2 separate regions of the Mus musculus genome follow, and region 1 is linked to region 2. Evidence: chromatin loops called from intact Hi-C (ENCODE). Cell type or tissue: heart. All regions are shown on one strand. Each heading gives the region's core, and the rest is flanking DNA. Links, peaks and the distances in the headings are about the cores only. Region 1 holds the start of En1 (engrailed 1). Region 2 has its middle 32 kb from the start of Ccdc93.

The links. A loop is a pair of places that touch in the nucleus more often than their neighbours do. Peaks named below come from ENCODE experiments on the same cell type or tissue, not always from the same donor. Only the 100,000 strongest peaks of a DNase experiment are listed, where the experiment ranks them.
Region 1: a loop joins it to region 2, with 3 times the contacts of the local background. A loop is called at or near these places in 10 of 42 quality-filtered maps.

What each region holds. Positions count from the first base shown.
Region 1 is chr1:120,596,599-120,608,734 of GRCm38, forward strand. It overlaps En1 (engrailed 1), which reads left to right and starts at 5,889. Exons shown (of 2, transcript NM_010133.2): 1 at 5,889-7,323; 2 at 10,275-11,393. The coding sequence starts at 6,435. The coding sequence ends at 10,591. Gm34352 (a long non-coding RNA gene) reads right to left here. Exons shown (of 5, transcript XR_387333.2): 5 at 11,813-12,136. In heart, for the core only: no CTCF peak of the experiment used is centred there; no DNase peak of the experiment used is centred there; H3K4me3 peaks cover 2,807 bases; H3K27me3 peaks cover 6,885 bases.
Region 2 is chr1:121,393,060-121,405,195 of GRCm38, forward strand. No RefSeq gene overlaps it. Among named protein-coding and RNA genes, the nearest start is that of Ccdc93, 32 kb to the right of the region's middle. In heart, for the core only: a CTCF peak has its summit at 7,404; no DNase peak of the experiment used is centred there.

The DNA.
Region 1 (12,136 bases), core at 2,840-10,839, 800 kb before region 2:
CGCTGGCCTGGAGCCTGGTGGCGTTGGGAGCGGGTTCTCGGATTTCTTCCTCCTTACCGGTCAGTGGGAGAAGAGCCAGAGACGGGAGACAGCCCACGTCCCTATGTGTGCTGAAGGAAGGAAGAGGAAGACAGACCCCCCACCTCGACAAGGAAAAAGAACACGGGCTTTGCAGTCTTCCTCACTCCCCCCCCCCCCCTTTCCCCTCTTTTTCTCGTTGATTTTTATTTATTTATTTAATTTTTGTCTCGGACTTTCGAGACGGGTCTAGACCTCTGCGGGAGCAGGAACCGATACGGGGGACTACGGCAAACCCGGAAGCTGCTCTGGCCCCTCCTCGCTCACTCCCACCCCGCATCCTCCTCCTGCTTGCAAACACTCTAAGCACCGAACCGAGCCGGATCCAGGCGGAGCAGTCACTCGGACAGGTGGGGACTGGAGTAGGTCAGTGGGTCCCCAAACCTTCTAAGGAGGGGAGAAAACTAAAGAGGGAGGAGGCCAAAATAAAGTGTCAGATGAAATGTCTAACTAAATTAATTCTAAATACCCCGCCTCCGCGCCACAGAGAGGAGTTGAGTCCAAATTGGAGTTTGGGTGCTAGGGTTTGGGAAGGGTTCTGTGTAAGAAGACAAACGGGAAGCCTGATTAAAGAGACATATATATTAGAGAAGTGTGCGGAGTCTCCTTGATTTTAGGTAGTACTGGCTTTAAAATCCTCCGGGCTGGCACCAGTCTCGCTGAATGGTTCAGCTCAAGAACCATTTGGGAGGGCTTGGGAGGGGGCAGGGATGAAGACTCTGTTTTCCGTAATGGGAGCCTAAGGGCCCTGCATCTCCACTCCTTCCTCTGGCTCCTTGCTCTCGGAAGTACAGCCTGAAAGTCGGGAGGAAACCCGCTAGCAGCGATGGGCTGGCTGGCTTCAGCGTTCCCAGGGACCAAGCAAGCGGGTGGGCAGTTGGTCTAGCTCCTGGAACTCGGGGGCCCCAGGAGACCCTTTGGAATGAATGTTAGGGAATCAGTACCCCACCCCACACCTCCATTTCCCACAGTCAAGGAAATGGCATGTGTATGAGAGAGAGAGAGAGAGAGAGAGAGAGAGAGAGAGAGTCCAGAATAAAATGTCTCCACTCCTGCTGCAACTACTAGAGGTGGTTGTGGTGGTGGGGATACACCCAGATAATACTGGCATAGTCTAAGGTGACAGCCCCACTGACAGGCTTTTTCTTGAGCTTTCTAGGAAAACAGATTGGGGGTGGGGGTGCGTTTGCTCACACACAGAGAAGGTAAAAGAAAAACTATCACCTCAAAGCCTTCTCCACACCCACCCAGGACTTTCCCGAGGCTTGCAAACAAAACTTCCTCTCCTCATTTCTTGGGTTAACTGAGAAATTTATTTTCAGAGATTTGGCTTCTGAGACTGCCCCCAATTCATTGGCTTCCTCCCACCCCTTGTCTGCCTCTTCCAGTGCCACTCTTGGCTTCTAACAAAATTCCTGAAGACCCTTAACCAGTACCCAAGAAATCCCCCTCCAGCACCCACCCACCCCATATTGTCATGCCCTCCAAATGAAGACCGAAGCCCTGAGCGCTAATTGAATTAGTCTATTGAAAAGACTGTCAGGTACAATCACGCGGCTAGAGGCCTCACATTTCCCAAGGTCTATAGGCTTTGGGGACCTGCAATGTATAGTCTGACCTTCTGGCTCACGATAATGCCCGCACTTGTACCAGAAATCTCCCTGCATTCACTCCCAACAAAACCGCTGGTCACCCAGTCCCCGTAGGAAGGCTGCACGCTATTGTGTTGGGACAACTCATTCATGTCCCGCACCACGAGGCCCCACCGCCATCTGATCTACACTGGAAATGGGATTACCACCGTGTGCAGGCAACACCACCTACTGCAAGCCCACTGAGCTCTGATTCTGAGCCGAGAGGCTTGGCTTTTAGATTTGCACTCACCTCTCCCACCTCCATTTTAAGGTGGGAACTGGAGGGACCTCTTAACTTGTCTCAACACAAACAAAATTCAAAACTCGTTAGAAAACCCTTCCGAGTAGGAGATTTCCCTTTCTGAACCATCATGCAAGGAGCTCTCAGCAAATGCGTTACAATTCTCTGTAGGCATTGGTGAGGCTGACTTGGGCCCAAGTCATTTGAGGAGCTCCTATCCTCCACAGAGTTACACACCAACACACAAGTAATGCATTTGGAGACTGGGTTTTCCGTGGATGGCTCTCATGCACACAGGGGAACAGACATGAACACAAGCACATAAATGATTTGTGGCTGTTTACCAGGTTGGAAAGAGGGGAAATAGATACACTTTCTTAGTTTTCACCCTTAGAAAAACTCATGTCTTCCCTTTGTCTGATCTCAAAGTTCCCGGCAGCTCTCCCTTCCCTAAGCACACATGCACTTTTCCCTCTGCTTGGCCAGATGTCTTTTGCATGGAAGCCAGAGTTGAACCTCTAGGAATGGAGGATGTTCAGGGACTAGGGAGGGTTGGAGGGTTTAGGGGGTCTCTGTATTCAGTGTACCATGCTCCCCAGCCCAGGGGGGGGTTGCGTTGGGGGTAGGAGGACTATCTTACACTCTCATGCATTTTTTGGTATTTGGAATTAAGCAAAAATCCTTTCCTTCTTTGTCGTTTCTCCCACCCCCAGTTCATTTGGGCTAAATATGAAAAGGTGGCAAGGGAGACAGTAAGTCTATGGAGGAGGTAATGCCCAATCCGTGGCCTTCTGTGGGGGGTGTCTCTTGCAGGGGGTAACCACAAAGCTTAAAACAGCAAGGCAATGGAAGGACATGCTGATCTCCATTCCTTCCTGTACTTGGGACCCCAGAACTGGACCCGTTTGGAGCAAAGGGCTGCATTCCATTTCTGGTCGGTTCCCACATCTTCTTCCTGCTGCCTTACCTGTCTGCCATCCTGGCCTGAGCATTTATCAAATGGCAAGACATCCTCAACTACCAAAAGGCAGAGGGGAGTATCTAAAAAACACGAGTACTCCAAGGCAGTCACACTGACATGCACCCTGCACACCAACACCAAGCCCCTTTCCCCATACTTGAACACACCACTCACCCTGCCCCCGCTGTAGCTTCTCACCCACATGCCAGCCCTGGGCTCCGAGATCTCTGGACCCCTCACACAAGTGTCTCAGCCAATATTTGCTCACTCAGCCTGCACACACCTCTCGCCAAGGCTTGCCAGGACGTCAGCACAGGCACATATAGTTCCCAACAGTGTGTTCAGTTTTAGGAGGGAGAGGAGGGCGTGGAACCTGGGTGGGGGTCGTGGAGCTCGGGCGACAGGTCTAAAGGAGCATCCGTCTGGGGCTGGATCTGGGGGGTGGAGTGGGGTACAAGCCACTGCGCTGCAGAGGAGCATCGCCTAATCCAGCCGGAGCTCGTGGGCCGCGGGTGCATTTATCATCCTATTACTGTAACAAATCCGAGCTCTACTACATGAAAGGTAAAATGAATTACCGACGTTAAGCCGTCAATAAAGTCATTTCTGTAAATGGTGTCTCCAAAGGGCCGCCGCATTATTCAGCTGGCTTTATCAGCTGGCTGGAAATTACGTACAGGACCGGGCCGCGCGGCGCGCGGGGCCGCTCACTTTGATTAAACGTCTTGCCAGTGCTATGTGACAGAGCTTTTGACCAGGGTTTTATTCACAGGCCTGTGATGAACGCCAAGCTGATCAGGCGGAATGAAGAGTAATTAAAACCTATAAATTATCTTCCGCAGCCCTTCTCACGGCGTCTCCTGCAGGCGAGATAAGGCGTCGAGACCCTATTTACGGCGCTGAAAGGGACCGCGGCGCACAAAAGCTACGCGGCTAAATAGGATATTGATAGTGTCCTAATTAGAATTTAATTAAGTACCCACGGTCGCTTGTGGGATAAAGATTTCAATTTTGCGAACTTAAATATAAATAAAAATCCCACCCCTATTTCGGGGGGAAGGAGTGAGGGCAACTGGAGATTTCGGGGAGCCCTTGGGTTAGAAGCAGAAGGTAACCCACAAGAAAGCACAGTAGATGTGGAGAAGCCTCAGAAAGTTGGAGAGACCGCGGTGGCCCCAGAGACTCAACTCTGGAGAGGTTCTTGCCACCAAGCCCCAGCCCAGTCCTTTTTGGAAACCCGGCCCAGAGAAGTCGGGAGATTCTCGGCTGAGCCTGAGAGGCAGCCAAGCAAAAGGCGAATTCTGTTCTTCGTCCAGGACAAACTTTGCATCATTGCTCCGGTTAGACTGGTGGGTTTGGTTGTATGTTCTTCCCAATCTAGCCTCTGTGTAAATAAAATCTTACTTTTTTTTTTTTAACTAGGGGTAGAGAGTGTAACTCTTATGAGGTAGTCAGAAACTATGACATTTGGGGATGGTGATCAGGGAAGTGTAGTTCTGCCAGGATCTCCAACAGGACATTGGGTGGGAAAGGCCTCCTCTGTGGAAGGCTTTCTTGGACTGAAGGCTTCAACAGTCTATTCGTACCCGACCCTCCAAAACAGCTCTCCAGGAAATCTCTCCGGCGTCCAGCATCACCCTTCACTCTCTAACCTGGGTTGAGGAAAAACTTTTGAGGTATTTCACTCGGGAAAAGAGGAAATGCCCAGAATACAGCAGCGTGGAAGCGACTGGAGGCGAAAGTGCTCAGGGCCCCACCCCAAGATGCCCAGGAGTGGGCAGCAATTCCAGCGAATTCAGCTTAGAATTAGGGTAACCCGTTGTTGAATCTTCAGCCGGCCAAGGCAAACATTTGAAGCGCGGTAGTTTTATTGTTCTGATTTTTACTTTGCAGGGAAATCTAACACAGAGGTTTCACTGAAGTTGAAACCCAAACCTAGGCCTTGCAAGGAGGCACATCATGTCGCCTGGCTTAGGTGCTCTTCTGAGACAACTCTACCGGGCTAGGGCAATCCGGATTTCCCTTAGCCAAGGAAGAAAAGGGCAGAATGCACTAGGGCTCTTCTATGGCCTCTGGACGTGGCTCCACAGCGTCCGGACAGCTTGTGGGTGTTGGTGATCCAGACAGGGAAGGGCATAGTTACGAATCTCTCAGCGACAGTGTGGCTAGCCACTGACACAAACCAACAGTGCCAGCAAGGTGTAGCAGGCCTCTTGGGTTTGCCATTAGTGGGAAACAAACGACACCTCTGAAGGTAGCTAGCCCTAAGTCTTTCGCTCATGCCCGATCTCTTGGTTTTTCACACACACACACACACACACACACACACACACACACACACACACACACACAGAGAGAGAGAGAGAGAGAGAGAGAGGGGGGGGGGAGACAGAGAGAGAACGTGGGAATATAAGAATATAAACTAAATCGGCGACCGGGGATGGGGAGGGGGGTGTATGGTATCCCAAATCCCTGCCGCTTCTCGTTGTTCCCAGCACACACGAACCCATAGTCCTGTATTTCTCCAACAAGTTGTGGACTTGCTTCTCTTATCTGTCTACATCCCAAATTCTAGCTTTCTCGGATCTCTTCATGCCCTCTTCAGTCCGGATCTGAAGGGGGGAGGGGCGTGGGCACAAATGGGGGCAGGGCAGGCCGGACGTACGGGGCCTGAGCCTCTGCACCCCCTCTCCACCCACGGCCGCCGCCCCCGGATTATTTATCCGCAAAGTCCCGCGCGCGCCCATTGGGCCGAACCCTGAGTGTCAGCGCGAGTTCTGGCTCGCCATTGGTCTCACACACGTGCGGCCCTGACTCACGTGCTTCCGGTTTGAAGGCAAAAAGTGTGCCTGGGTGATTTTTTTTTTTTTTAAGCGAGAGAGTTTGTGCAAAGATCCGAGCTGTCAGAGATTTCAGGGGGGAAAAGGGAGCCCGGCACTGGCGGAGACGCGCTCTCCCTGCAAAAAAGCAAAGACGATTAAAGGCGCTGCCAGCCTCGCTCTCTGGGCACAGCTGAGCGTGACACTGGGGAAGTCAAACCCCTCTACTGCCTAGGAAGATGGCTAGACTTTAAAGATTATTTTTTTCCCTTTAAGGAAAAAGTCTCGGAGCTTTAAAAAAAATTCCTTTTTCTCTTTTTTTTTCTCCCCTCTTTTTTTTTTTTTCTGAGCCGTGGCTTATCCCCCCATTAAGACCAATCACTGAAATCTTGTTGCTGAAAGAAAAAAAAGAAAGAAAGAAAAAGAAAAGAAAATAATAGCCAAGTGTCTTCACTGTATCTGGATGTCTACAAATTAGAGAGAGGGAGAGAGCGAGATTTGCTCCACCAGAGCGGGCGAGAGCCAGGCCAGACGCTCGCCTTTCTTTTTTCCGCCTGCATCCGCCCTGTGCCTTCGCTGAGGCTTCGCTTTGCCTTCTTCCTCTCCGCGCACCCCCACGGGCCCGCTGGCAAAGTGGGGTGGGGAGCGAGGCGCGGGGGGCGGGGGCCGGCGCCGCGGCCAGGGCTGCCGGGCGGCCGAGCATGGAAGAACAGCAGCCGGAGCCTAAAAGTCAGCGCGACTCGGGCCTCGGCGCGGTGGCAGCGGCGGCCCCGAGCGGCCTCAGTCTGAGTCTGAGCCCAGGAGCCAGCGGCAGCAGCGGCAGCGATGGAGACAGCGTGCCGGTGTCCCCGCAGCCAGCGCCCCCGTCGCCTCCTGCGGCACCCTGTCTGCCGCCCCTGGCCCATCACCCGCACCTCCCCCCGCATCCCCCGCCCCCGCCGCCGCCGCCGCCGCCGCCACCGCAGCATCTCGCGGCGCCTGCTCACCAGCCGCAGCCCGCGGCCCAGCTGCACCGCACCACCAACTTTTTCATCGATAACATCCTAAGGCCCGATTTCGGTTGCAAAAAGGAACAGCCCCTGCCTCAGCTCCTGGTGGCTTCGGCTGCAGCCGGAGGAGGCGCAGCAGCAGGAGGAGGAAGCCGCGTGGAGCGTGACCGAGGCCAGACTGGTGCAGGTAGAGACCCCGTTCACTCTCTGGGCACACGAGCTTCGGGGGCTGCCTCGCTCTTGTGTGCTCCAGATGCGAACTGTGGCCCACCCGACGGCTCCCAGCCCGCCACCGCTGTCAGCGCCGGCGCATCCAAAGCCGGGAACCCGGCTGCTGCGGCGGCCGCGGCCGCAGCAGCGGCTGCAGCGGCAGTGGCGGCAGCGGCGGCAGCAGCCTCGAAGCCCTCGGACAGTGGCGGTGGTAGTGGAGGCAACGCGGGGAGTCCCGGGGCGCAGGGCGCCAAGTTCCCGGAACACAACCCTGCGATCCTACTCATGGGTTCGGCTAACGGTGGGCCGGTGGTCAAGACTGACTCACAGCAACCCCTAGTGTGGCCCGCCTGGGTCTACTGCACACGCTATTCGGACCGTCCGTCCTCTGGTGAGTACCCGAGCCGGGATGTGCATATGTGTCCAGGCCATGCTCTAGAATTTCAAGCCGTCACGCCCGGGAGAGTCCAGTTTGAAGCTCCATCAGCTTCACGTTTTATTTCTCTTGCCCCGGGTCCTAGTCACAACCGATCCTGTGCTCGATTCTGCCCTGCCATGTTGGCCTATTCGACCAAGGAAGTTACAGCTATTGGCACGCACAGGAGGCTCCAGTTTTTGTCCTTTGATTTTACGAACTCTGAGCCCTGAGGTCATTTTTGTATTTTATTTTATTATCTCGAAGAAAGATATCTAATTACTCATTGATCTATTTAGTAGGGAAAGGGCGCTTTGAGCTGGCGGGAAGATAGGCCTAGTTAGTGACTTGGTTCTGCGTCTACCACCGTAGTCCTGTCCAGAACTGTCTTTAGCCAGGGAGATGAACCGGAGAAATATTCTTTGCCGTGTGTTTTAAACAAACACTATGGATATTATACTGTGGAGAGTCCATTTGCATAAAAACAGATATGGGAGAGACAGAAAAGAGAAAACCTCCATCTCTTGCGCCCAGCCCGGGAATGGGGAGTCAACCCGCGTGGGTAGAATGTAGAGGAAGGCCCTAGCCAGAAAGGTGAGTAGCCTCTGCTCGCTGGTGCTGGCAGGCCGTGGGAGAGCAAAACAAGCAGGCTACTGGAAGATTTGAAATCTGGACCATGGGCAAGGGAATCAGCGTGTGCCTGGCAGGGCTCCCCTGTCCCTTCGGCCTGGGTTTCATTCTTTTACTCTCTCTCCTTCGCAAATATGCCCGTTAATGGCTATCTGCGTGACTTAGGACAATTCTCTGCTTTCTTTTCCTTTGCTGGAGCACCTACCTACCCAAGGTCAGCTGCTGGGCCCTAGAAGAGGGGACTCAGGCCTGCTTCTCCTTGCACAGAGCGGGCGTTTCTAGGAGGCCAGCGCCGGTCCCCCGAGGAGAACAGCAGGGGCTTGGGTCCAAGGTCAGCTTTGGGCCAGGCAGGGGGCCGGGCAAAAGGTAGCCACAGGCGCCCCACTGCTGGCTGGTGTCTTGCAGCCTTGCTGCTTCGGGCTGGGTGCGGATCGATGCGCGCTATCAGCCCCCGCCATCTCGAGCCCCGTTATTGACAAGTCGGGCTCCCTGAACCTCCGAAAAGCTGCTTTGATTGACTCGCCTGATGGATAGAGTGATTGAGCTGTCAGGCTGAGTGGGTCGGGCCGGCCAGGAGGCTACGATTTTATTACAAGTGTCCGTGCCTCTGCACACAACAACAACACTACAACATGCTCAGGACGCACCTCCCGCAGCGGAGTCTCTTGGAGGATGCGCACATGTCCTGGGCCATCTCTGCCTGCTTGCCTTATGACTCATCTAAACCCAAGTCTTGCTCAGGAGCAGGCCTTGTCTTTGTTCCTTGCTCCTTTTCTTTTTATAGACCAGAGAAGGCAGGGACCAGATACTTCTCCAAAGGCAGTTAATGTGGAGGAGTGACAACTTAGACGTGATTCCTACAGCCAGTAAGGCCTGGACTCCTCCTCCACACACAGCTACTGACCCTAGGTGCTGGTCGGCTGCTCCATCCAGTTACTCAATTTTTCCAGTAACTAGGTTTGCACATGCCAGCAAAGACCCCTCTCTCAGATAGTTTTAGGTAATAACAGACAGGTCAGGAACGGCCTCCATAGCTATCACTGAGGCCAGCAGTGCCCACATCCCAGCAAGAGTGCCACGAAGCAGGTTTCAACCCTCCAGCCAAGGTCCAGCCTAGTTCTCTCTCCTTGGCTGGACCCCCATACCCACCTTCCACATTAGCATTTGAGAGAGGCCTCATTCTCTTGGAGAATGGCCTTCCTACACCCCATCTTGGGGTAATAGCACAGGTCCCCCCCGCTGTGATTGTTTCTTTCACCAGCATCTCTTGGTCCTTGTTTTGCTTCTGGGTGGGGACAGCAAGGGAAGGGTTATCACCAGCCATGGGCTTCCCAATTTGTTTGTGTTACTTCAAGACTTTTGCACCCTGAAATTATGCAGGCAGGTTTAGAAAAGAGATAAGAGAACCTCCTCCCCCGCCCCACACCATGGAGAGGAGTCCTAAGGGTCCTTCTTTTTTTTCTTTCTGACATCAACCAAGAAGCTAAATAGAATGTCCCAGGCTTAAACTCATAGACCAGGGGCAGCAGTCCTAATAGGAATGGGCAGGCAGTGTCCTGCTTCGCTACTGAAAGAGCTTCCCTCAGGTCGAACAGAAAGAAAAGAAGGCAGAAAGGGATTCCTGATTCTCTGGAGTTGGGTGATTTCAGCTTCCCTGTTCTCTCTGAGGTCAATGTTGAAAATCAGGTAGGCTTCTCTCTCTCTCTCTCTCTCTCTCTCTCTCTCTCTCTCTCTCTCTCTCTCTGTGTGTGTGTGTGTGTGTGTGTGTGTAGCTTCCCAAGAATAAAGTGAGAACCAAAGTAGATCAGAGATCAGCCATTCTTCCCAGGGCCTGACCTTACTGATGTATTTATTCCAGGGCTAAGAAGACATTCTGGTTCAGTGATACCCTAAGTCTAGGTTATACCTTGGGACTCCAAGAACTCACTGTATCTTTAATTGCTCCCCCAGCCCTATTTTGTTGTTGTTGTTGGCCTTCTGGGCTGGACAGTACTGGGAGCTAGGTCTGTTCTCCATCTTTCTTGAATCGGGTGGCCCCTGCAGTCCCTGCCAGTGTGCTTGTTTGGTTTCCGAGTCCCTCCTGCAGAGGGGGGCCTAGAGATCTCAATGGTGTAGAGAGGGGCTCTTTGATGGAGATAGCGGACCCAGCAGCTGGCCTCTACAATCGCCCCGGAAACTCGGGATCCCCGCCCGCGGTGTACTCCACACAATTTTCTCAAGGCTTACTCTGCCCTCTCCCCCTCCCTCTGTTCCTGACCCCCTTCCTCCCCTCCCTGGCCCTGTCCTCCCCGCTGCAGGTCCACGCACCAGGAAGCTAAAGAAGAAAAAGAACGAGAAGGAAGACAAGCGGCCGCGGACGGCGTTCACGGCCGAGCAGCTGCAGAGACTCAAGGCGGAGTTCCAGGCAAACCGCTATATCACGGAGCAGCGGCGACAGACCCTCGCCCAGGAGCTCAGCCTGAATGAGTCCCAGATCAAGATCTGGTTCCAAAACAAGCGTGCCAAGATCAAGAAAGCCACCGGCATCAAGAACGGCCTGGCGCTGCACCTCATGGCCCAGGGACTGTACAACCACTCTACCACCACGGTTCAGGACAAAGACGAGAGCGAGTAGCTGTGGCCAGCTCCGGGGCCCGCGGTCCAACGGCGCCCGTGCCACCTCCAGGCTCCTCGGGGCTGCCGCTTCACCAGCCCCACGCAGAGACGATCGCTATGGAGGGAGGCATCAATCAGGGCGACAGAGAAAGCGAGCAAGAGAAAGCAATCCTCCGAGTGGACATTCACATAGGAACAAAACGGTTTTTGAAACGGGAGTAAGACTCGGACAGGTGCTATGGGGGAAAAATAAACATCTATTCTCTAACTCACTGTATAAGATGAAACTGCGAATTCCTTAAAGCTCTATCTAGCCAAACTGCTTTCGACCGTGTATATATTTAATTTCAGGTAAGGAAAACAAATATGTGTAGCGATCTCTATTTGCTGGACATTTTTATTAATCTCATTTATTATTGTTATAATTATTATAATTATTATAATTATTTTTCCCCTCCTCCCTACCTTGCTGCACCCCCCCCCCCCAGCCCAGTTTCGTTTTCGTTGCTCTTTTCCTTTGAATGTTTTTGCTTCTCTGGGTACCTCCTGCACCCCCAACGCTGGCCCTGGTTTCTCTGGGACTTTTCTTTGTGTGAGTGTGAGTGTGTTTCCTTGTGTGTCTGCCCCTCGCCTCTTCTCTACCCACCCAGGATTCTTCTATTGGTCTTGTCTATCCCTCCCGTAAATCCCCTTCCTTTTCTGGAGACTCCTTGAGAAATACAACCCCACAGACTGCGAGACTGAACCGCCGCTACAAGCCAAAGATTTTATTATGTTCAGAAACCTGTAGTCTGAAATAAAATGTTCACTGTGTTCATGAGTTGCTGACTGCCCTCTTCTTTGTGGGATGAGAAAGAGCCCATCCAGGTACTGTGTGGCGACCACCCTGGCTGTACAGGGTGGGAGCAAAACCCTGGGAAGCTCAGCTATGACTGTAATCATCACTGCTCAACAAATGTTAGTGTGAAAGGGAGTGTATGGCACAGGCTGTCCAGGTTTGCTTTGGTCTGGAGGATATGCCGAGTCCCTGAATGTATTCTAGGCGACCCCAATGTCAGAAAGTCCAGTCCTTCACTGCCCTTCCCCCAAAGGCTCCAGCTGGCTGCTTAAGCTTGTTCAGGCTCAGCCAACTGAGTCCTCTTGTTCAACCTGCTTCCATGAACAAAACTATACCTCTAGGTCTTTTTTTTTTTTTTTTTTTTTTTTTTTTTTTTTTTTTTTTGTGAAAGTCTAAGACTAGAGGCCTTACCAGGGCCTGCAATGGTGGCAGACTGTTTGCAAAGCTGCCCAGCTTTGGCCCAGAGTCTCTTCACCTCTTCCTTTGGGCATGGGATTCCCCTCCGCAGGTAGCTAGTCTGATTTGATGCTCGCAGGGCTTCACTGTGTAATAGTCTCCTCATACTACAAAGAGGAGGCCCGTCTGTGTGAAAAGCTGTATCTAGTGATCCTGTTCAGGGGGTCTGGAAGCCCCCAAACAGCCAGAGGCCTACCTCTCCCTGACCTGAAGCTTCAGTATAGAGGTTCCTTTTCCAAATCCAGCAAAGCTTAGCCAAATTCCTCATTT
Region 2 (12,136 bases), core at 2,702-10,701:
AGATGTTTTGCTGAGTTCAAAAGAGAGATGGGGTTGGGGGAATATACTTAAGGAGACTCTGTCAAGTGGGAAAGGAAAAACCAGGAAGGGGCCTATCTTTCATTTCAGGGGAGAGCTTTTGCAAAAAGGAACAAAAATAAGTTTGGACACAGGCTTCATTGGAGTATAAATCAGGGCCACGATAGACATAATATTTTCCAAACCTGCCTGCATCTACTTGGCAGAAAACAAATACCTCATGCATGATCCAGCCTTCCAGCAGTGTGCATTCCTCCTCACATAGCTGAGGTAGACCCAGCTCACATTTGCCAGGCCTTCTGTTTCACAGATTGTTAATCTTAACTAAAATATTTGGTATTAAGCTATCTGCATGAATTGTTGATAAAGAATTAAGATAACATGTGAGCTATTAAATATAATATGTGCTCATATCTTTTCTGTGGATACTCACGTTACTGCTCATAAACTACACCCACTCGTCTTTTCTTTCTTTTATCCTCCCTTCAAACTGTTGCCCTTTCTTTTTTATCTTATTATTGTTGTTGTTGTTGTTGTTGTTGTTTTGGTTATTCCCATCAAAAGCAAAACAGAGTGACTGGGTGTCATTAACAACCATAAGGCTTACTACTTGTTAGCCAATTAGAATGGTGATCTATTCCATAGCTTTTTCTTCCTAAGCCACAGACTGAATAATAGCATTGTGCTTCACTGGCGGTGAAGTGAGCTGAGCCTTTACATTAGGGGAAAATCAGAATAGGATGACTGTGGCTCATTACTGAAATAGGTAGCTGATGAACTGAGAAAGACAAAGGGCATTGTTCAATGAAATGTCATTATTAGAGGTGCTCGTGTTTAACAAATGTACTGTAAGTTAATTCAGTAGTGTTTTCTATAAAGTTCTCCACTGAACACTCGTGGCTTGTCATTCACCATCTCCACATACCTAACACCTCCTAAAAAACGGCTTTGTGGAAACAATGTCACCCCCACCCCACCCCCAGTCACTGGTGTGTGTATTGGGAATTGGAGGATAATTATACCAAGCTCAACACCACTTTCTGTGCTTAGCATTATTATTCTTGTATACTGAGTGATGTGCGGGTGTGGACATGTGTGCCTTACCTGTGAAGGTCAGAGGGCAACTTTAGAAGGTAGCTTTCTCCTTGTACCTTCACATAGGATCCAGGGATGAAACTCAGGCCATTAGGCTCATACAGCTCCTTCACTGACTCATTTGCCTGACTCCACAGTACGTTGTTGTTGTGGTCGTTGTCATTGTTGCTGTCACCACCACCACCACCACCATCATCATCATTATTATTTGTTTTCTTTTGGAGATAGGGTTTCTCTGCATAACAGCCCTGGCTGTCCTGGAACTTGCTCTGTAAACCAGGCTGGCCTTGTACTCATAAAGATCTACCTGCCTCTACCTCCTCAATGCTAGGATTAAAGGTGTACACCACTGTGCCCAGCTTCAGTATGAATTTTTTTAAGATTTATTCTATTTGTTTTGTGTGCGTGTGTGTCTGTATATACAAATGTGTGCATGCGTGTGTGCGTGTGAGGTTGCTTGCTTGCTTGTGTGTGTGTGTGCATGCACATGCGTGTGCCTGTGTATCATCAGGCCTTCCCCTCCCCCGCAGGGAAAATGAGCTGTCTCCCCAGCCCCAACCCCGATATCTATGCCACTCTCTGTGAAAACCTTGGCCTGATGCAATTGTGTTTATTTTCTTAGATTTACATGCACTTGGCTGGGACATTGGTAATGTAGGGGAGAGGAGGAGAGGAAAGCATAAACAATAATTTTGCAGAAGACTTGTGAAAAACATTTCAAGATTAAAGAGTGCTCGTGGCATGGGGAGGGGGTGAAACCTCTTTGGCATCTGTGCAAGACTGTTTGCTTGACTCTAGAGGTGATAAAAATAATTTATGAAGCTCTGCATTTTTAGCAAGAGGAAATGACCTCAGCTTTTGGCAACGCGATGCAGTTAGCGAAGCCACTCTCCACGACTTTTATGGATTTCCTTGAGCTACATATTCTGTGACCTGGATTTCAGATTTATTGGCAGATACATAAGCCACATTAAGCAATATAAAATGCAGTGGGTGCATCAAATATCTCAGCAGGGACCCACTGACAGTGGGCGAGAGGCTGCCTCTTGGAAGAAGTCACTGAATTGGATAGCTGTTTATGCACTGGTCTAAACAGGCTCTGCATTTTGTTTTAAATAAAGACATTTGTTCAAAACAAAAGAGGCTCCCGCTGTACTCATAATCTATTGGGTGGCAGGAAGGGAGGGTATGGCCAACTTTAAAAATCTAATCAACCCTCAAGATTTGAGTGTGAATGCCTTTTTTGCTTCCCGTACTGGGGAGGCAGGCTTCTCAGTAGGAGAAAGGGGAGCATATCATGCTTGCTTCTGAAGCAAGACAATAGAGTAAGGCTCAGTGAGGATAGTATGCTCTGTCTGGTTTGGGTGAATCTTAACTACTTTGGCCAGTACCAGGAAGGGGATTAGTGCCCTTTCCTCAGCACTAGACACAGATGGAAGAAGTCTTGGAAACCCCATGCCCCATGTCACAAAATATAAGTCTAGCAGGAGCATGGGGTGGAGTGGGATGATAGCTTAGTGATTAAAGTGCTTGCCTTGCAAACAAAAGGCCTGAGTTTGATTCCCCCAGAATCCATGTAAAAAAATGCTTGGCGTGGTGATTATAACATGCTTCTAATCTTAGTGCTGGGGGGACAGACAGGCATGAACTGAGCAAGCTTAACCTCAAGTCTCGTTCCAGGCCAATGAGAGGCCTTGTCTCCCAAAACAAGGTGGATGGTGCCTAAGAAATGATACTAGACACTGACCCCTGGATTCCATGCATGTGTAGACATGCTTATACATGAAACACACATACATACCTTGCATGTACATAAAAAGGTAAGAGCCTACTGTGGAAAACAGGAGGACACTCTGGTGACCATCCAGCGACCAGCTGGGTCACCTTGAGTAGCTCATACTCTTTCTCAAACTCACAATGGGAGTCACGGCATCTTTTCCAGTAGGGAAGTCCCTGGGTTCTGGAAACTGTGGATCCAAATGCTTCTGTTAGAGAAATGGCATCACAGGATACAAGAGACACCTTGAATAACAATGAAAAACTTGGGAAGAACAACCAGGGATAACCCCAAACAGAAAAGAGGTTGGAACTCCTGGTTTCAACGGGAGCTGCGACTCACCCTTTCATGGCTGTGTGTTTTACTGTCAAGGATTCCTTTATAAAGACTGTCTCTGGAGACTCTGATCACCATACAATCTCCCTAAGAAACCCTCTGGGTAAGTTCCATCTCACCTTTGTGCCTCTATTCTCTGAAAACTGACTGCTCCTTGTCTAAGCCAATGGCATGGCCCCTAGGAACAAGTAGTGGGGGCGGGGCTCAGATTCTAGCATCAGATGTTACTGTTTTAAGTCCCGATTGTGCCACTATTTGCTGTGTGACCTTGGACAAGGCTCTGACTTCCCTGAGCTTCAGTCTTCCTGTAAATCAAGGATGACAGTGATTATATTCATTTACCAGACACTTACTATAATAAAATGGAAGTCAACTGGCTGAGCATGCTATGCAAACTGCTTCACAGAGTAAAGCCAAAATTCACTGAAGGCAGAGTCACAGGAGGAAATGCCATATGTGCTCCGTGCAGTGTTTGACTCACACAGCTTTTTTTTTTTTTTTTTTTCAAAACAAGTATTAAGCTGGGGAGATAAGTCAGCCTGTAAAATGCTTGTTTCACAAACGTGAGAGCCGGGGTTAAATCCCCAGACCCTACATTTTAAGAAGCTGCTCTGAAGGAATTGGGGTGATATTTGGGTAGGCAAAGTTCCTCCCATATACGTATGGGGATCTGAGTTCAGGTCCTTATGATCCATGGGTGAAAAACGGCCAGGTATGGCAGCATTCCTGCTATCCCACGTCTGGTAGGTGGAGATGGGGATTCTAAGAGCTTCCTGGCCAGTCCGCCTAGCCCAGCGAATTCTGGGTTCAGTAAAAATTTACCAGAAGAGAAGGTGGAGAGTGACAAAATTAGACACCAGACGTTGACTTCTTCTCTCCACATGTATACACATCTGCACACACGTGTGCACATGTACACACACACACACACACACACACACACACACACACACACGCCTGGCTGAAATCCCAAAGCCATAAAGAAATATGAGAGGCTAAATATAGGTGGGCTACGGGAACCTGAAAGTCAGCCAGCAGGCCTAGTGTACTGGAAGAACTCCAGGACGTTGAGAGGTGCAGTCTCAAACTAAGGCGGGTGGTGTTCTGAAGGAACTTAAGTTGTCCTGTAGTCTCCGTATGCACACATGTGTCCCTGCGAGTAACACATTTATGCACACACAAATAGAGTACTGAAATGTAAAGCCTTGCTAGAGCAGAGAAAGGAAAATAAGGAACAAAGTAATAGACTAGAATACCCACATTCTTATTGCATACAGACAGTTCTATACTTGACTGTCAGCTCTTATTATATCAAAATATAAACATTCAGGCTGGAGAGATGTATCCGTGATTAAGAACACTGGCTGCTCCTCTAGAGAGTTTGGATTCAAATGCCAGTATGCACATGTGGCTAACAGGAACTGCAACTCCAGTTTCAGGGTGCCCGATGCCCTCTTCTAGTCTCTGAGGACACTGTATGAATGTGATGCATAGACGTATATTCAGGCAAAACATCACATACATAAAATAAAAATAAATATTTAAGATGATTATATAAATATTAAATCTAATAAGTAATATATAAAAACTATCTTAGTAAAGCTCTTATGAGGTACCCTGTGTAAGTTATTTCCAATAACTACTCTGCCTCTTCCAGACATATCAATCTAGTACCTAACCAAAAAAAAAAAAAAAAAATGAAGTTCAGGAAGGGTAAGAAATATGAAAGTTAAGGGTGAGTCAAATTCATGCCAATAAGATGCCAAGATCGACTTCTAGCTAGAGCCCTACCACTATTGGACACCACACCGTCCAGTCCTAAGGGATACAGCCTCTGCCTACATCACAGCCTCTCCTTCCAGGAGGAGAATCTAAAAAGCTAGGATGAGAAGAAGCCAGTGAAAGCTCAGTGAATAAGCATTTGTTGCAAAGCCCAAGGTGAGAACCAACGTCTACAAGTTGTCCTTGGACCATCCCACACAGGCAAACATACCTCACCTATCCTCGCACTATATAAAATTTAAAATCTTAAATAGAAGAGAGAAAAGGAAAAAGACGAAGGATATAGGTTGTCAGTGATGAATGGCCAGAAAACTCTCAATGCTGAGTCACCCTGAGCAAGCTCTGTGTTAGGGAGTGGCGAGAGTGAAGGAGAGACTCTCATGCCAATGCACAGCAGGAGCAACATGGAAGCCCCAGTGTGATGATTGATTCCACTAAAGGGCTTGCCTTACAAGCAGCAGGACCTGAGTTAGAACCCCAGAACCCATGCAAAACAAAACAGACAAAATAAAACAGCACAAAGAAACAAAGGATGCAAAACAAACAAACAAACAAACAAACAAAATACAAGCATGGAAGGTTGTGTGCACTTGTGATCCCAGCCCTGGGGAGGCAAAGACCAGCAGATCCCTGCCTACTTGGATAACTCCAGAGCAGCTCCAGAGCAGAACCCCTGCCTCAGAATAACAAGGGGAATATCATCTCACGAACAACAAAGGAGGCGCTCGTATGTTTTTCAACATGCACATTTATGCGTGCACACACACACACACATACGTATGCACAAAGCAAAACAACACAGTTCACACTCATCAGGACTCCTGCTGTAGCTAGTCCCATCCAGGATGAGGACAAGGAGTACTAAATAATGGAGATGACGGATGTGGGTAGTGACTTACATGTGAAGCCTTGTTACTTGGGAGTGATAGCTGTGTTTTAGACTCCTCTGTCTCAGCAGAAAGCCCGATGAAGGCGTCCATACTGGCAAGGGTGGGACACGGCCTGGGAAGAAAAATGGGATTGCAAGAAGCAGCCAAGACCAGCCCTAAAATCCCCAGTTGGAAGTGTCTCTGTAGTCTGTGGCTTGGCCTAAGACCAGGGTAGAAACATGTGGTCTGAGCACAACAGGCTGGAGACCAGAGGGTCAGGAAGGACATGGGTTTATGAATGTCTTCGTCAGATTAAAGGATCTTGTCTCTCCAAGCAACCGTTTCTAGATCTGCATGGTCTTGCAGAGTCTGTTCATCCCGGATTGCAGTTATTCACATTGTTTCCCAAAATGCCGGCTAGGAAGGCTTGGGAATGATAAAGCAGGAGGCTCAGGAAGCTCATTCGCTTGGGGTAGAGGAATCCAGATCTCTGCCAGCTAATTTAACAAGAGACCCGAGGCGAGAACCACCTCTAATAATTCAAAACTAAAATTAGACATTCATTTGAAAAAAAAAATCAGGTAACCGAAACAAAAACGAGGGGAACTTTGTTTATTTAAATTATGAGGCTAATTGCCTCAACTCTCCAATTCCCCTCAGTGGGGTAGACTTGGCTTGAGTCTATCAGTATCCATGGCGACTCATCTAATAAGTAAACTGCATTAGCTCTGCCACTAGCAGAGAGAAGGGAGGGGTCTTGAAATGTATCTGTGTGGCTTCCTTCCAGTGCAAGGCATTTCATTATGTCCTGAGGACATGAGGCACTTCAAAGAGGATTGAAATCTGGAATGAGGGGGAGGAGTTTGGGATTATATACTTGCTTTTTAGTTTTATTTTTATATATGAGAATCAGACGCTAGAGATGGGGGACTCTGGAGAGAGGATTTTTTTTCTCTCTCTCTCTTCTGGGCTAGGGTTTTGTTTTGATTTGCTCAATGGTTGATATCTTTCCAAAAAGTTCCCCCATGAAAGCAGGCTTTCTTGTTTCCTCTTATATACATAATTTCAAGTGTATGTGACAGGCTATCTGTTAAGACAATACTCACACCTGATTCTATCTCGAGAAGGAAATGATGCAACGAATCGTTGCTGGTACCCAAACGATGTAAAGTGGCAATAAAAATCACCTCAAACAGGCACTGTGGGGTTCCTGTAACTACAGAAAACTAACTTGCTCTGTATCCATTTACTTTTAAAAATCATTTCACGATTAGAAGCATGTCAACTGGTCTAATTATTGCAGCAAATAATGAATCATTTCCTTTACAATCACTTATTAATTAGCCATCATAACACTGTTGTGAATTAGGTAGAAAGACAAGGATTCAATATTCGGTTATTAACACCTAATTAAAATATTCATTGTTTCCCATATGTTGTTTATAGCTTGGCTTCTTCCACACACTTGACAGGATTTCACTAACATGGAACAATGTCTTCCATTTGCTTAGCTCCGTCGCCATCTGTTGTTCAGAAGTAGAATATGTCTTCCTGTCTCCCTCTCCCCTCCCTTACCTCTTGCTTTTGGGAGAGTTTTAATTGCGATCAACAGTGTTCTCTTGAAAATGTTTTTCTTGATTTTTTTTCTTGTGTTGTTTCTGAATAAATAAGACATTTTGGTCATTTCTTAATTTTTTAAATATTTATTTATTTTTGTATGTATTCATTTGCATGAGTGTGAGTGTGCGTGTGTGTTCCACAATATATTTTTCATGGAAGTCAGATAACAACTTGAAGAAATCGCTTGTCCCCTTTCACTATGAGCCCCAAGGATCCAATTCCAGTTGTTAAGCTTAGCACCAACTGCCTTAATCCCCTGTGCCAGCCTAGTTCCTGCTAGTTTCAATGACAAGTTCTGAATAGTAAATTGAATGAACCCAGCAACAAAATGAGACTGAAATACAAGTAGTCCATCCCTCTGCGATGGGAGTTTGGTCCTAGGTCACTGTCCCTCTTTCCTTCACCTGAGATGCTCCAATCATTTGTGTAAAATCATGTATAGTGTTTGTGTATAGCCTGTATATATCCTCCTGTATTTTGTAGTCATCTTGTGAACTGGAGATGTGCCTCAGTTTGTAGAGTGCTTACCTAGCATGCACAAAGCCCTCAGCACCACATAAGCCAAGCATTATGATCTGTGATCCTAGCACTTGAGAGGCAGAGGAATAAGGATCAGGAGTTCTAGCACGTTCCAGCTGCATAGGGTGTTCTAAGCCAGCCTGAGTTATAGGAGACACTGCCTCAAAAACAAACAACAACAACAACAAAAATCCAAATAAACAAAAAAGCAACCAGGGGCTGGAAAGATTAAGAGTGTTTGCCGCAAACCTAATCCTCATGCCTAAAATCCACATTTTTAAAAGCCAGCCAATGAGACATATGCTTATAATCCCGGTTCTGGGGAAACAGAGGCAGATGGATTCTTGGTTCGCCAGCATAAGCTACTTGGCAAGTACCAGGTCAATGAGTGACTAAGTTTTAGAACTCAAGATGGGTAGCACCACTCAAAATTGCTCTCTAACATCTGCATACACACACACACACACACACACACAACTATCAGTACACATGCACATACACACTCTCAGAAGCAGGAAAAGTACAGGTGAACTAGTTCACACATGAAGTTATGACAGAAGGGAATTTAAGATTGAATGGTTCAAGTCATTTGTAGACTTACTCTGTGCTTACTCACACAACCTAGAAAAGTGATGTCAGAGGGCCGAGCACAGCGTATCATGCCAATACCTAATGATAGAGAAGCTATCATGATGCTCTTCTAACAAACTGGGATACAGGACAGCAGTAGAGTAAGTGACTGATGTAGGGTGGGTTCCATGATGCAAAATAAAAATATAGGACCGTTGTTCCAAAAGCAGGCCTAGGGTTCATGCTCCAACAAACAAGCAAGCATAAATAGGACTGACAAGGCAGGATAGATGGCAGAGTGGTAACAGCTTGCTTCACAAGCATAAGGACTTCAGACACTCAGAACTCACATAAAGCCAGGCATGGTCACATAGCCATGTGTAATCCCATCGATAGAAACAGTAGATTCCTCGTAAGCTTGTGGGCCAGATAGACAGATGAATACAGTAAGGAAATGATAAACACTCTGCAGGAGACCAGGCACCTTCTTCCTCCAGAATAGTAAGACATGGCATTGCTAAAGGCTCACCGAAGTAATCACCTGGTAGATAGGAACTGTCTGAGAATAAGATAAATGTGGAAGGAAACAGACAGAGATGCACAGGAGAGCACACCCTGAGTGAGAAGTTTGGGGCATCTGGTAGTGTCTTCAGTTCCAATAAATGAGGTAATAATGTCCCCCTTGTTTTGATTTTTTTTCTCCTTTGAGTGTGTGCTTGTGCTTATGCAAGTACACACGGGGCGGGGGCACAAGGGCATGCATGCTTGTGGAGAACACTGGACAACCTTGCTTTTGCTTCTGTTCTTCTTTGAGGCAGGATGTCTCACTAATCTGGAATTTACCAAGTAGGCTAGGCTAATTGGACAGTGAGCAAACTTGCTTTCCCCTCTCAACCAACAAGACCACAAGCATGAGGCATGGCACCCAATTATCTCACACTGGTTCTAGGGATAGAGCTCAGGTCCTTATGCTTGCAAGGCAAACACCATACCGACTGAGCCACCTTCCCAGCCCATTGTAATCCTTAAACTAAAACTAGGTTTCTGGTCCTTGAGACAAAGAGCCCTTGTTGACACAAACAGAGAAACTGGTTTGGGAAGCATCCCATTAACATGGCCACTGAATGTGCCAAGAGGTCTGAAGACTAAATTCCATCAAATTTCACTAAAAGAAGAAGCAGTTTCAGGGTTTGGGTGGGGAGTGGGAGCTATCACGGGAAATAGTTTTTACAAAGATACTTGACAAGAGACCATTGACAGAAAAAAAAAAAAAAATAGAAGCCCGGTATAGCCTAAGGCCAGAACTCTGTTGAATGCATGAAACCAAACTATAATTAGTGGGTTACAGAATGCATGTATGTACACACACAGACACACACACACACACACACACACACACACACACACACACACACACACACACCTGCATGTGACAAGGGATTCCTGGAGAAGATGGCTAATTTAAACTAGCCAAATCAGTCAGCCAAGCCAATCTCTACTCCCCAAGTAGAGATTTTGCCTCAATATATAAGTCGGAGAAACACTAAGACTCGATCTCTGGCCTCTATACACAGGTGTACATATGTGCCCCCACATGCACACATGTGCCCTCACACCTGTACACACAGCACACACACAAATATCTATCTTAACATGCATGGACAATGAGACCAAGGCAAAGGAGCCTGTTGGGTACACATAGAGCACCATCAGATGGAAAAGCTCTACTTGTGTGGTGGAGGGCACAGGCGTGGAGGATGGGTATGCAGCTTTACAAAGGCGAAGGGGAGGGCACTGAAGGGTCCCGTGGAGTCTTAGGGACTTGCCTCTTGTAATCTTTACAGCCTCAGGCAGAAACACCGCAGCTGGAGAACAAAGTTCAAGGTAGAAGACAGAGAGTCAGTTTGAAAGGCTCTGCTGAAGTGACTGGGCCCACCCTATATCTCCTATCCTCAGGGCAGGTCATTGGCCTTCTGTACTGGTAAGGATCCTAGGCATCTCCTTCAGAGGCAGTGGAAGGACAGGACCAGGCAGGCACCTTATGAGAAGCTAGCTTTCAGGCTCACAGCTACATTGCTCTAAGTGGAAGGACTAGTGGGGTGGGCTGTGCACTACCCCAAGGACCAGGAATCAGCTCTACACGGCCCAAGTAAGACTTGGAACAAGCTTTACCGCAGAAGGAATGTCCCTGTGGCAACTCATGTGGCAAGCTTAAGTGGATGTGGACTACCATACAATCTCGTTCCCTGTGTGCATCTGTACCAGGTAATAAGAGAAAGCTACTTGATATTTAAGAAGCAGGAAAAACAGGCCTCATTATGCTCTGTTTGGGTTGAGAAGCCAGGCCTCACCCAAGTGCTCTGCCCACTAATGCTAATCATCTAATCATCTCTCTCTCTCTCTATATATATATATATATATAGAGAGAGAGAGAGAGAGAGGGCACAGGTGTGGAGGATGGGTATGCAGCTTTACAAAGGCGAAGGGGAGGGCACTGAAGGGCCCTGTGGAGTCTTAGGGACTTGCCTCTTGTAATCTTTACAGCCTCATATATATATATATATATGTATGTATGGAGAGAGAGAGAGAGAGAGAGAGAGAGAGAGAGAGAGAGAGAGAGAGAGAGAGAGAGAGAGAGAGAGAGCCATCCACATCAGCATGTATGGAGCTCTCCATATCTGACGTGTATGGAGCTCTCAACATCAGGGCATACACAGCTGTCTATACCAGACATGAACACAATTCTACATCATAGGCCTTGTGGGCTTTCCCCTCATCCACTTTGGCATGTTCATTAGTATCATCCTTGTTCAGATAACTGGACAGTCATGATGGTGAGACTTTATGAGTGTAGCTTCTAATATTACTGAGAGACACAATTTCACAACAAACTCTTTGCTGGCTTTTACAATCTTCTCACTCCCTCATACGAAATGTTCCCAGAGCCTCGGGTGTGGGAGTGTTTTGTAAATGTATCTTTTGGGCCTGGGCATCACAACTCTGCATTTTGATTGACTTTGGTATTTTCTATAGTGGCCTCTGTTGCAAAAAGAAGTTTTCCTTGATAATGAATGAAGAATGTAACTGTGGGTATAATGACAAGTGTTTATAAATTGTTGTTAGGGATTATGCTGGCTTAGTAAATTAGTGGTTGCAGATCCTCCTCCAAAAACCATGACTTCACTAGTATTGAGAAATAAACTAAGTTTCCGTACTAAGCATGACTTCCCTCTTTTTTAAAGGGTCTTGAGTCCAGTTAGAGAGCCATTGGTTACCACCAAGGACTGTGTGCCACTACTCCACTCTTAGGATTATCATGATGCTGGCTATTGATGTGGTTCATAGATGTGTATATTTATATGTAGAATTATGTGTATTGTGGATTTTTTAAGATAAATAGTTGATGGTATGATTGCTCGCAGCTATTTTCCCAGCTATTCTTATTGTAGTTTTATATTCTTTCTTCTTCATGTATCTTCCCTCAGGAGGCCCTTTTCCCCCAAACCCCATGAGATCACCTGCACCGTGCACCCTTTTCCCTCCACCTGCT